2 separate regions of the Homo sapiens genome follow, and region 2 is linked to region 1. The links are chromatin loops, found by intact Hi-C in ENCODE. Cell type or tissue: mammary epithelial cell. All regions are shown on one strand. Each heading gives the region's core, and the rest is flanking DNA. Links, peaks and the distances in the headings are about the cores only.

What was found. Hi-C counts contacts between places; a loop is a spot of excess contacts. Peaks named below come from ENCODE experiments on the same cell type or tissue, not always from the same donor. Only the 100,000 strongest peaks of a DNase experiment are listed, where the experiment ranks them.
Region 2: it touches region 1 in a loop (8-fold over the local background); 2 of 110 quality-filtered maps call a loop at or near these places.

The regions. Positions count from the first base shown.
Region 1 is chr7:116,773,403-116,778,792 of GRCh38, reverse strand. It overlaps MET (MET proto-oncogene, receptor tyrosine kinase), which reads right to left. Exons shown (of 21, transcript NM_000245.4): 15 at 3,682-3,912; 16 at 1,324-1,404; 17 at 1-17. Among named protein-coding and RNA genes, the nearest start is that of CAPZA2, 86 kb to the left of the region's middle. RefSeq lists enhancers at 1,567-2,766, 5,324-5,390. In mammary epithelial cell, for the core only: no CTCF peak of the experiment used is centred there; DNase peaks (open chromatin) are centred at 972 and 1,992; H3K27ac peaks cover 1,832 bases.
Region 2 is chr7:116,650,930-116,656,319 of GRCh38, reverse strand. The region is part of intron 2 of COMETT (cytosolic oncogenic antisense to MET transcript); the gene reads left to right. Among named protein-coding and RNA genes, the nearest start is that of MET, 19 kb to the left of the region's middle. In mammary epithelial cell, for the core only: no CTCF peak of the experiment used is centred there; DNase peaks (open chromatin) are centred at 2,469, 2,949 and 3,359; H3K27ac peaks cover 3,062 bases.

The DNA of each region.
Region 1 (5,390 bases), core at 1-5,000:
TCCTATGTCAGTGATTCCTGAGAAATCCAGTGGTGGAGACATTAACTTCATTATGGAACAGTGAATACTTTTGTCAAATTTAGATAGGAAGAGCAATGAAATGGTAAACCACACAGTTAGCATCTTGTCCTGAGGGTTTGACTGCAGAGTGTTCTTTTTACATCACATCTGAGTGAATGATGCCACCGTGCACTGTGCCTTCCAGTCACCACCTATGCCCACTTTTGCAAGATAGAGTCCAACCAGCCACCAGTTTGTCTCCTATAAACTTAGTGCAAAGGTTATACTTAGGTTTCATAAAGACTGTCCATTTATTTCCCTCATGGTCAGACTTCCAACAAAATTAACCATGTAGAACACTACTTAGCATGTTGATTTATATTTTAAAAAGACTGAAATAATTGTGACAGTAAAGTATCTTGCAGGAAAATCTTTCATTTGTGCACTTAAAGCTTATTAAGTCCCATATAAAGTTTGTAGTAGAGCTGGTTAACATTTTTCAGGCTGCTGCAATTTGCAAGCAGAAAATGAGAAATGGGAGTAGAAAACGCAAGCATGTGAGACCTGTCAACACAGGCGGAGCCAGGAACACTATGTATGTGGAGTACACTGTTTGTGTAATATAGTAATTTATGGCTGTAATTATGGCTTGGGGTCACCAATAAAGACTTAGTTTGTATTTGGAAGCATTCCCTTAAACAGAGTATGCATTTCATCTTAAAAAGATTTTCTCAATAACAGCTAAAATTTTAAGTAATGTTCCAGCATTAAAAAGGGGTAGGTTTCATTTATTTAGGAAGTTCATGTATGTGGAATGCCTCACTCTCCAAAAATGTGGATAAATGAGGTATTACCATACTTATGATTTTTCAATTTTTGGCCAGCGTAGTTTTCTCCTGTTTGTCTTATTTCATTTTTTATCTTTTTAATGGAAGTTGTGGTTAAAAAATAATTATAGTAATGCCTCTGGGTAAAATGAGTCATTACTACTGTAGGTGCCAACATGCTTCCAATAGTTTCCAGAAATGTCACTTGCAAAACAAATATTATAAACCAAACATAGTTATAGTTAAATGATACTCAGTTCATCCAAGAACCTCATTTCTCCTACCCCCTTACTAATGAGGGCTCTGAGGGATCATTTCAGGGGAAGTAGTTCAATAAAAGTCTAGAACAAAACAAATTTTCAGGATTAGGCCCATAATTTCAGTGGTAGCTGATTTTTCCACAAGGGGAAAGTGTAAATCAACGTTTTATTATAAGCTATTTATTAGGTTGCAAACCACAAAAGTATACTCCATGGTTAAATAAAATGCCACTTACTGTTCAAGGATTTCACAGCACAGTGAATTTTCTTGCCATCATTGTCCAACAAAGTCCCATGATATACACAACCAAAATGCCCTGTGCAAAAGAAAGAACTTGGTTAGCACTGCGTAACATTTAATTATGAAATAATTATTTATCAAACCCTTTATGAGCTTCATTTTATTCTTTCTTCTTTCTATACAGCAAAAGAGTACATTTAAAAAATACTTTTAACAATACCACTATAGGTACGTAGGTGTGTTTGTAAATATATATGTAGATGCAACACATTTCACCCAAGGATATAAGCAATGTGATTATTTAATTCATGAATAAGTTGTAGATGATATGACTCATATTAAAGCCTAACCTAATAAAATATTCAACCACAGTGGAACCACTGAAAAGGTGAGTAACATCGGCCTCATCAAATAAATTTTTTTAAAGGATGACATAGTATTTTAAAATATGAAAATAAAGTTAACCCACATGAAGAACTATAATAAAATAAGTTCTCTATATTCTAATAAGCTGAAATGAAATAAAAATGTTACCATTAAAAATAGGATTAGTATTATAGAATAAGGATTTCCCCATTAGTCACTGGTTAATACGTAATCCAGGTTGGCAGAAACTGAAAGGCAGTTGCCCAGATGAAGCAAATTCACCCTGACTCACTTCATCCAGTTCTCTCTGGCTTTAACCACATCATTTTCCCAATGGTAGCCTTTTATCCAGTGGCAGTAATTTCCCCCAGAGGTGCCAAATGTCTGATAGCTGTGTAAGTCATTCACTAATTAATTCATCCAGCTGGCCAAGACACCATGAGTGCCTAGTATGTGAGTGTCAGGCATTAGGCTGCCCTCTACTAATGCAAAGAAGAATAAAATAAAACTTATGCTTTTGAGTGCTCCTATTCTCCTGCAGAAAAACATATAAATACATAGTAGCTAATATTTATAGAGCTGTTAATGATTATAACTTCAAAAGAGAAATAATTGCCATTTTAGTACCTTTCATGATAAAAAATTCTAGTTTTCCAAATGTGTAGAATTAGAACACAATTAGTGAGTCCACACACTCTAAAATTGATGCAATTACTGGGATTTATAGGCCTATGACAGAACTATATATTACTCTGAAGAGAAATGGAAAGATGTTTGTTAACAGTGAAGCCACTCTTGGGGAAGAAGGAGCACACAAAGGATTACGCTCTGGGGTGTTTGACAGAAGAATGTGTGGATGCTACCACAGGAAAGTGAGAAGGCCTTGTGTTCATATAAGGGAAATCACGCCATCAGCTTCTCTTGTATCACACTGGCAGATGCCTGTACAACCTCTTGCAGCACATATAGAATAAAAGGGATCAGAGGCCATTTAGTATTAAGGGTAAAAGCTTTTTAGAAAAAAAAAAACAACAAGAAGAATGAAGTTCATTTCCCGGTTTTTGATTGGTTTCTTTTCCTGCTAAATATTTCCACAAATACTGTTTATGCTAGCTGTTATTGCTGCTTTGGCTAGCTTATTACAAATATTCATTTATCTTTGTATAAAGAAATTGGAGTGCATTGTAGAGATGATATATGTTGCTTTAGATCAGGAGAATGCTATAAATTCTCTGTCTTCTGATGCTGTCCAGCAGTGTACAAACTGCTATAAACCAGGCTTCATAGAGTTTGTCACTGTTCTCAGGGTAAAGAAAGACTGGAGAGAGATTGAATAAAAATACTCAAAATTAAAGGAGTGATATTTATTTATTTATAAGTATTTATTTTTTTGACATGGAGTCTCGCTCTGCTGCCCAGGCTGGAGTGCTGTGGCACAACCTTGGCTCACTGCAACTTCCACCTCCTGGGTTCAAGCAATTCTCCTTGCTTCAGCCTCCCCAGTAGTTGGGATTAAAGGCACCCGCCACCACGCCTGGCTAATTTTTGTATTTTTTTAGTAGAGACGGGGTTTTGCCATGTTGGCCAGGATGGTTTTGAACTCCTGACCTCAGGTGATCCACCTGCCTCGGCCTCCCAAAGTGCTGGGATTACACGTGTGAGCCACTGCGCCTGGCCCTGAGTTTTAGAAGAAAGTAAATGGCACCTTTGAAGAAACTATAATTGCTAGTACACACAGGACGAGGACGAATTGTGATTTAGTTCTAATATATTTGGGGGATTATCCAATTGCTTCCATGCACAAGGGCAAATCCCCACGGATATGATTTACAGGGCTACATTTCTATAGAACAGAAATCAAGTACACTTGTTATCACTGCTCTGTCAGTTGCTTTCACCATTGTCTAAGTTCCTAATCTGCAAAGGCCAAAGATAAAATGCTTACTGGAAAATCGTATTTAACAAAAAGCTGAGTGGAAATACTTACCTCTTCCTATGACTTCATTGAAATGCACAATCAGGCTACTGGGCCCAATCACTACATGCTGCACTGCCTGGACCAGCTCTGGATTTAGAGCACTGAGGTCAATGTGGACAGTATTTTGCAGTAATGGACTGGATATATCAGAGTCCCCACTAGTTAGGATGGGGGACATGTCTGTCAGAGGATACTGCACTTGTCGGCATGAACCGTTCTGAGATGAATTAGGAAACTGATCTGTAAGATGAAGGAAAATTATTAAAGAACAACAGTAAAACCTCATTTAATGGGGACTGAAACAGGAAGAGCTTTTATAATGGAATTAGTTTGATAAAAATGATAATAAATTGGGAAAAGATACTAAGTTATATATACAAGCATTTCATTAGATGTTTACAGATTTTCATTTAAGTAGACTAAGTATTAATTTTGAAAGCTTTTTACCCTCATTTCCTTAGACATTTCTCTCTTTATCAATAGCAAAAAGCCATGCTTATGGTTTATTTTTGAATATACTATGTCCTTAAGAATGGAAGCAGTGGTAGCAGCAAAGGTAGTTGAGCAATTGCCTCGTCTCACAAAAATCCAGCTCAAATATAAGAAAATGAAAAAGATGCCTTTTGAGACACTACTATTTGTTAATGGAATTAATTACTATTGTGCAAAACCTATGGATTCCTGGCCAAGGGAAAAATACACATATGATTAGAAATAAATAATGGCTATATTCCCAAAACTGAAAGCTTTTCACATTAGTGGTAAATTCTCCACTGTGCAGTGATGGCACTGGATTTAGTGTTACTGTTGTTTAGAGAAGGCAGGTTAGATCTCGGTTAGTGGACCATCCTTGTTGTTTAGTTAAGGACACTATGAAAGGGGTAAGCATTCTTTATAAGTTGATCTTTATAACCAAAGCTCTGTAAGAACCTCAGGCAAAGTTCCCTTTTGCAAGGAGAATTTTTTTTTTTATTTCAGGGGAAGAAATGGTGCTGATAGTCAATTTCTTAATGCCAAATAGGGCATTTCCACTTTCCCTTTCTCTTTCCACTGGGAATTCACACATATCAAGGAGGGGGCATCATAGCCACAGCAACTGACATGAAGATAAACTAGGCATAGTATTGAAATGTATTAGTATGTAACACAGGGAGAAGGTTATGTGGGGGTTCCTCATTAGCACCAAAATGTATCATTTGTTTGCAAATAAGCAGGAGAATCAGAATCTGAGAGAAGGGCATAAAAAGAATGCTGTTAGTACCTTGACTATTCCTAATCCCACTTGAGCATTTTTAGTATTTTCTACAGTGGACAGTTTGATTAATAATAAATGAACTTGGCCAAAAGTGGTTCCAGAAAAGCGTTGGGCATCAATTACAGTTATAGTAGACACTAGCCAGAAAAAAGACAAGAGCAACCTTTAAAGAAGGATGTGGAACATCAGTGAAGTACCTGAAATGTTGGGTGAGTGAGGAAGGAAGGAGCCTAGCTGGGTACTTGCTCCCTTAATTCCAAGGAGTCAGGGTCTCTAAACCTTCCCCAGGGGATTGGGAATGCCAATCAGCCTCTCTAAACTCAGGTCTTTCATTCTCACTTCCTAAAGCCTTTGCATCTGGAGATCAGGGCTCTAAATGCTTAAGGGTGCACAGATTGAGGGAAATCCTTGGTGAGACATGGATAAAAGCCCTTTGGCATGAAAACGTGACTCTTCAGCTAAA
Region 2 (5,390 bases), core at 278-5,277, 120 kb after region 1:
AGCCACCTTAAATATATTGGTAGGAAAAACAACCTGAGGATGGAGGAGCAACCAGACAAAAGGAGTTGAGTTCCCGAACAACTCACAGAACAGAGCTGCCATACCAGCCCTGTATTGCTTACCTGTGAAAGTGTTTAAGACACTATTATTTTGAATCTTGGTTATATACCACTGACTCTATCCTAACTTATGCCTATCAACAGGAAAAAAAGAAGCAATTCAGTTTTCAGATTTAATATCAAATTGCTCACTCATGGACCAAGTCTAATTGAAAATCAACCATAAATTTTATTTATGTGCTGGGTACATTAAAAAGTTTTGATTTAGGGGTGTAACTCCTCAGGCAGAAATGGATAAAGAAAAATTTCTTTAGTTGCATTTCAAACAGTCTAGAGAGCTCTAGTTTGAAATGACTTTGTCCTCTGAAAGCCCTAAAACTTTATAAAAATAGTAAAAATGCAGAAAAATATTTTGACTAAAATTATAAAATTTTAATATATTAGACAGATAAAGCATCCTGACCGACCATTGTACTCTGCCCTACTCTAACTCATTCCTGTCCTTATCAGCTGAATGTCTTAGTGGCAGTAACTGATTTCTTTAAATGATAAGACCCAACAGAGCTAACAGTACATGTTTGTTTTTGTTTTTAAAGGTGACCACTATTCTAAATTCCTTATGTGTTCAGAATTTATTCAGAGCTCAGGAAGGTGATACTACTGTAACAGATGCTCTTCAGGTATAGTTTTCATTTGCTTATTAAATATTTTTTGGTTTTATGTAAGTGGAGAATATACCTTTTACAATTTTTTGGTCAAGGATTTACATCAATGGTTCTATGCATGCAGCTAGACAAACTACAAAGTCAAACATGAATAATAAATACATTGCTGGCTTATTGCACCAAATAAAGAAAAGTTGCATGTTCGTGATGATACTTAAATTCTTCACAATTTGTGACCACTAGAAATTAATCTATTTATAAAGCATTAAGGCATTATTAATTTCTTCTACTGAAAGTAATTACTTTGGTTATCTATTGCTGTGTATCAAACCCTCTCAAAACTTAATGGCTTGAAACCATAATAATTATTTATTTCCTCACAAATCTGAAATTTGGGCAGTTTTAAGAGGGGGCAGCTCATTTCTGCTCCAAAAGACATCAGCTAGTTCAGCTCAACGAGGCTGGAGGATCTACTTCTAAAATGGCTCACTACAGTGGCTGTGAGTTGGTGCTAGCTCTGAGCTGGGATATAAACTAGTGGCTTTTGTTTATTTCCCACAATGCACTGGAGCTTCTTCCCAACATGGCAGCTAATTTCCAAGAATATATATTTGAAAAGACAGAAACAGGAAGCTGCCAGTCTTTTAAGACCTGGGCCTGAAAACTGGCACAACACCATTTCTGCCATGTTCTGTTGGTCAAGCAGTGGCAGACCTCACCTAGATCCAAGAAAAGAGGACATAAAACTCACCTTTTGATGAGAACAGTGTCAAAAATTTGTGTCTATCTTTAATCCACTTCAGTATTACACATTTTCCAACTAATATTGAAGACATAATAACAGAAAGAAAAGTAGTTAGAAAAATGAGCAGTAGCAGTCACTCTTCTTACGATTAAGTGATAGAACACCCCCCAAAAGAAGTAATAGAATGGTTTGATGATTGTTTTAGAAATATTTGAAAACTTCTATTCCTGCGGTTCTCACCTTTTTGGACTCATGGCATCCAGTTTAGTAGCAATTTTTTTTTTGACAGTATATATCAGACACTGGTTGCCTATCCAGTATTCACTCTCTCCTTCTTTCTTACTGGGAGAGCTTTGAAGTTATTTATATCAGCAATGTGCATAGGAAAAAATTCTCACGTCCCTGCATTCCTTTGCATCTAAGGATTGCCATAGGACACAGTTTTGGGCAATTCATCTTGTAAACAGAAATCATTAGGTACAGATTCTAGGAAAACACTTTAAGAGGACAAACTCAGGTGTGTTGTTGTTCTTCATTCTTCCTCTGTCGTCTTGTCTGGATTTCTAATGTGGTGTCTATGGTGCAGCAGTCTTGTGATTAACAAGTGATCACAAGGAAGAAAGCAACATGTCCAGAATCAATATGAGGAAAGGTAGAAGGCTGGGTTCTTGATGGTCTTGTGGAATTGTCATAGCAGTCTTATACTGTCTATTCTAGATTTCTTGAAACATGATAATCCTGTATGTGGTTAAACTACAGGAATTTGGTTTCTGTTGCATAAAGTCAAATTAAGTTTTTAACTGAATTACTGTTCTAAAAAAGCAATAATTATAATCATGACCAGAGATTAAATATATATTATAGTAGTTGTAAGAGCATCTGCAGATTCTCCTCTGTTCACTATGTTTCTATAAGAATAGAGCTGGTACTTCTCTGACTGCCCTCTCTTCTATATTCATGAGGCAACGTTTTGGCATGTTCAGTAAGTGTGGGCTCTTTGTGCCAGCAGGATGTTACAACATGTTTCTTACCTCTACCTGTAGCATATTGAGTCCTGCTCTATAATGGGCAACGTGGTCCATTTAGCTCAACATTTTATCTAACAGACAGTACTACACATGGTTATACCAAAAATATATAAAAATAGAGTAGTTTACCAATGAAGTGCTTGCAGTGTATCAGTGATGGACCATTGTTATAACCCACGAAGTATGATTTTGACTAAGTTTTGAAAATATTTTATACTACATGGTTTTAACAGCTGCACCCAAGGGGTAGAGTTGTGTCAGTAAATGAAACATATATTCTGAGGAAATGATATGGATCTGGCTGCTTTAATGGAGACCACATAACAGTGGCTTAAACATAACACAGAGTTCCTTTTTCTCTCATGTAAAAGTCTGAGTTGGGACGTGGTCAGGGTGAGTTGAGGTGAGTGGATGAGTCAGTAGCTAGGCAGCTGTAGTTCACCAGGAAACCCAGATTCCTTCTATGTCATTGCTAGGCCATTGCCTAGACTTGATTATGTCCTTATCCACACGGTGAAAGCTGGCTCACAGCACCATGTTCTCATTCTAGAGTTTGGGAATAGAGAAATAAGCAATGATCAAGTAGCTTCCCATAAGAACGTGATCCAGAACTTGTCTACATTCTTTTTGCCTACATCTCATTGACCACTTGTTAACAGGCCATAATCACCTATTAGGAAATGCCTTTATTAGGAAATGTCTCTAGTTGGGACCCCATGTGCCGAGCTAAAAATGGGAAGGTTCTATCACTAAACGAGAAGGGGAAAATGATGCTAGGTAATAATTGGCTGCCTCTTTCACAATGAGTATCTCATCCACCTTCAGAGGAGGGATGGTGTGTCATGCTGATGCTGTCATGTTTCTTGGCCCTTATAAGATATGTCAGACTCAACCATTGTTCATCTGGTAGTGAAAGTCTGTGGACCTGCCCTTAATCAGTAGTGCTTTTTTCTCTCCAGTTCTCACGAATCCCAGATGGCTGACAATTACCTGCCTTTCTCTTCTTTGTTTCTGCATTCCTCACATCTGTCACCATCTCACTTTGCTGCCATCTGATTGGCACTTATTTGCTTTCAATACCCACATTGAAATACCCAGAACAATGCCAAGTTTAGCAAAAACTTTATTGAAGACGGAGGGTTGTGGTAGGGGATGAGGGATCACTACACAGAGCCTTCTGCCTTCTCAGTGGCTTCTGCTCCCCTCATCTCCCTTCTCATCCAACCTCTTCACTCACTCTTCCAAATTGCCCTGTGGCCCTCCAGATTCCTTTTCCTCTGTTAGGCAGAACTGTTTTCCTGTTCCTTACAAGCTTTCATACCAGACCTAGAGGGTTCCACTTATACCCTAAGTGTTATTACCAGCAAAAGTTGTTTTCTCCCTAGAAGGAATTCTAGCATCAGCTGTTGAATTAATAAATTTTCCCACCTCGTTGTTAAATGAAATCAACTTGTACATTTGTTGTAAAAATGTTGTTGAGGACGTTTTCCATTACATCACACAATTTCTTCTCTATAAACCTCCATATCAGAAAGCTATTTTAGATTCCAGTGCTAGAAAAAACTTCACTTCTCCTAAAGCCTGCTTCCTCCTTTCTGATAATAAGAGCTATATTACTTATCATGATTTCTGAACTGTGTAACTGGAAGCCAAATTTACAGCTCTCTCATTGAAATTATGTTAAAGATACCATTAGCATATTTCTATTTTCCTGCACTTGCTTGAGTCATTTTATATGTCTATCATATTGGTCTGCCTTTTGTTACAATTTATTTTAAATTTTTTTTAAAAAGTCAAGATAAAACTAAGTTAATAAGTAAATAAGCAGCATAGAGGTCATTTGAGGCAAGAGTATACAGTGTTTTTGACCTCCCAACTCCTTAGGCAAAAGGCACACTGTATCATTTACTCTTCTCATTCCCACTTTTCAAGGAAAGAATAACTCAGTGAAGATGTTACCTTTGGATTAAGAATGAAACATTTTAAAAATTAGTTATCACTCACTTATTTGCTAGAAGCACCCACAACTTTTGTGCCATTTTGATTCTTTCAATGTTCCTTGCTTCTAAGAGTCTTTGGTCACTTGTTTCACTCCAGCCACCCCTACAGTGACCATACCGGTGAAGGCTTCAATTGATTTTAAGAGAGCTAAACTTGACAGCACCTCTCCTTATGCCTGCCCCATGCAGTACTTGCTTTCTACCCTTGGACATCCTTGTTGATGGTGAGGAAGGAGACACTGTGGGATCTGTTTGATGCCCATATATGTGCAACCTAGAAATGAGGAGGAGCTAGCACCCTCTTGGGTGAGTCTTTGACTAGTGGGAGATGGAAATCAGTAAAGAAAATATTCGACGCCTCCCACCCCAAAAGACTGGCATTACTGTCTTGAGTTACAATCATTCATATAGATTCTCCGAAGATGGTCTTATGAAATTGAGTAATCAGTTGCACCTGTTGCCAAATGGTGGCCAGATTGGTAACATGCCCTCATATTGGCTTTCCCATCTTCCCTGCTTCTTTATCTTCCTTTTCACTACTATTTCCCTGGGATTTACTCTCTAATAAAGGAATAGCAGACAAGGTTTTAACCGAGTTTCTGCTTTCTGGAGAATCTAGGCTAGGATACATAGTTATACGCATGGACATTCTACTTATAAGATACACTCATGATGACATAAGTGGCCTAGAAAACAGAGCCTCAGGATGAGATTTTGGAGGTGAATTATTGCTATCTGAAAGCAATAGGGACCTCATTTCTGGTGGTGAGAGGAATGGGGATAACCCTTGGCATGCTGTGGCATCCCAGTGACTGATACTCACCTGTGGTTAATTGGGATGAGGTACAGGTCGAAGGTGAACTACTGGGATATAAGAAGACTGTGGCTTAACC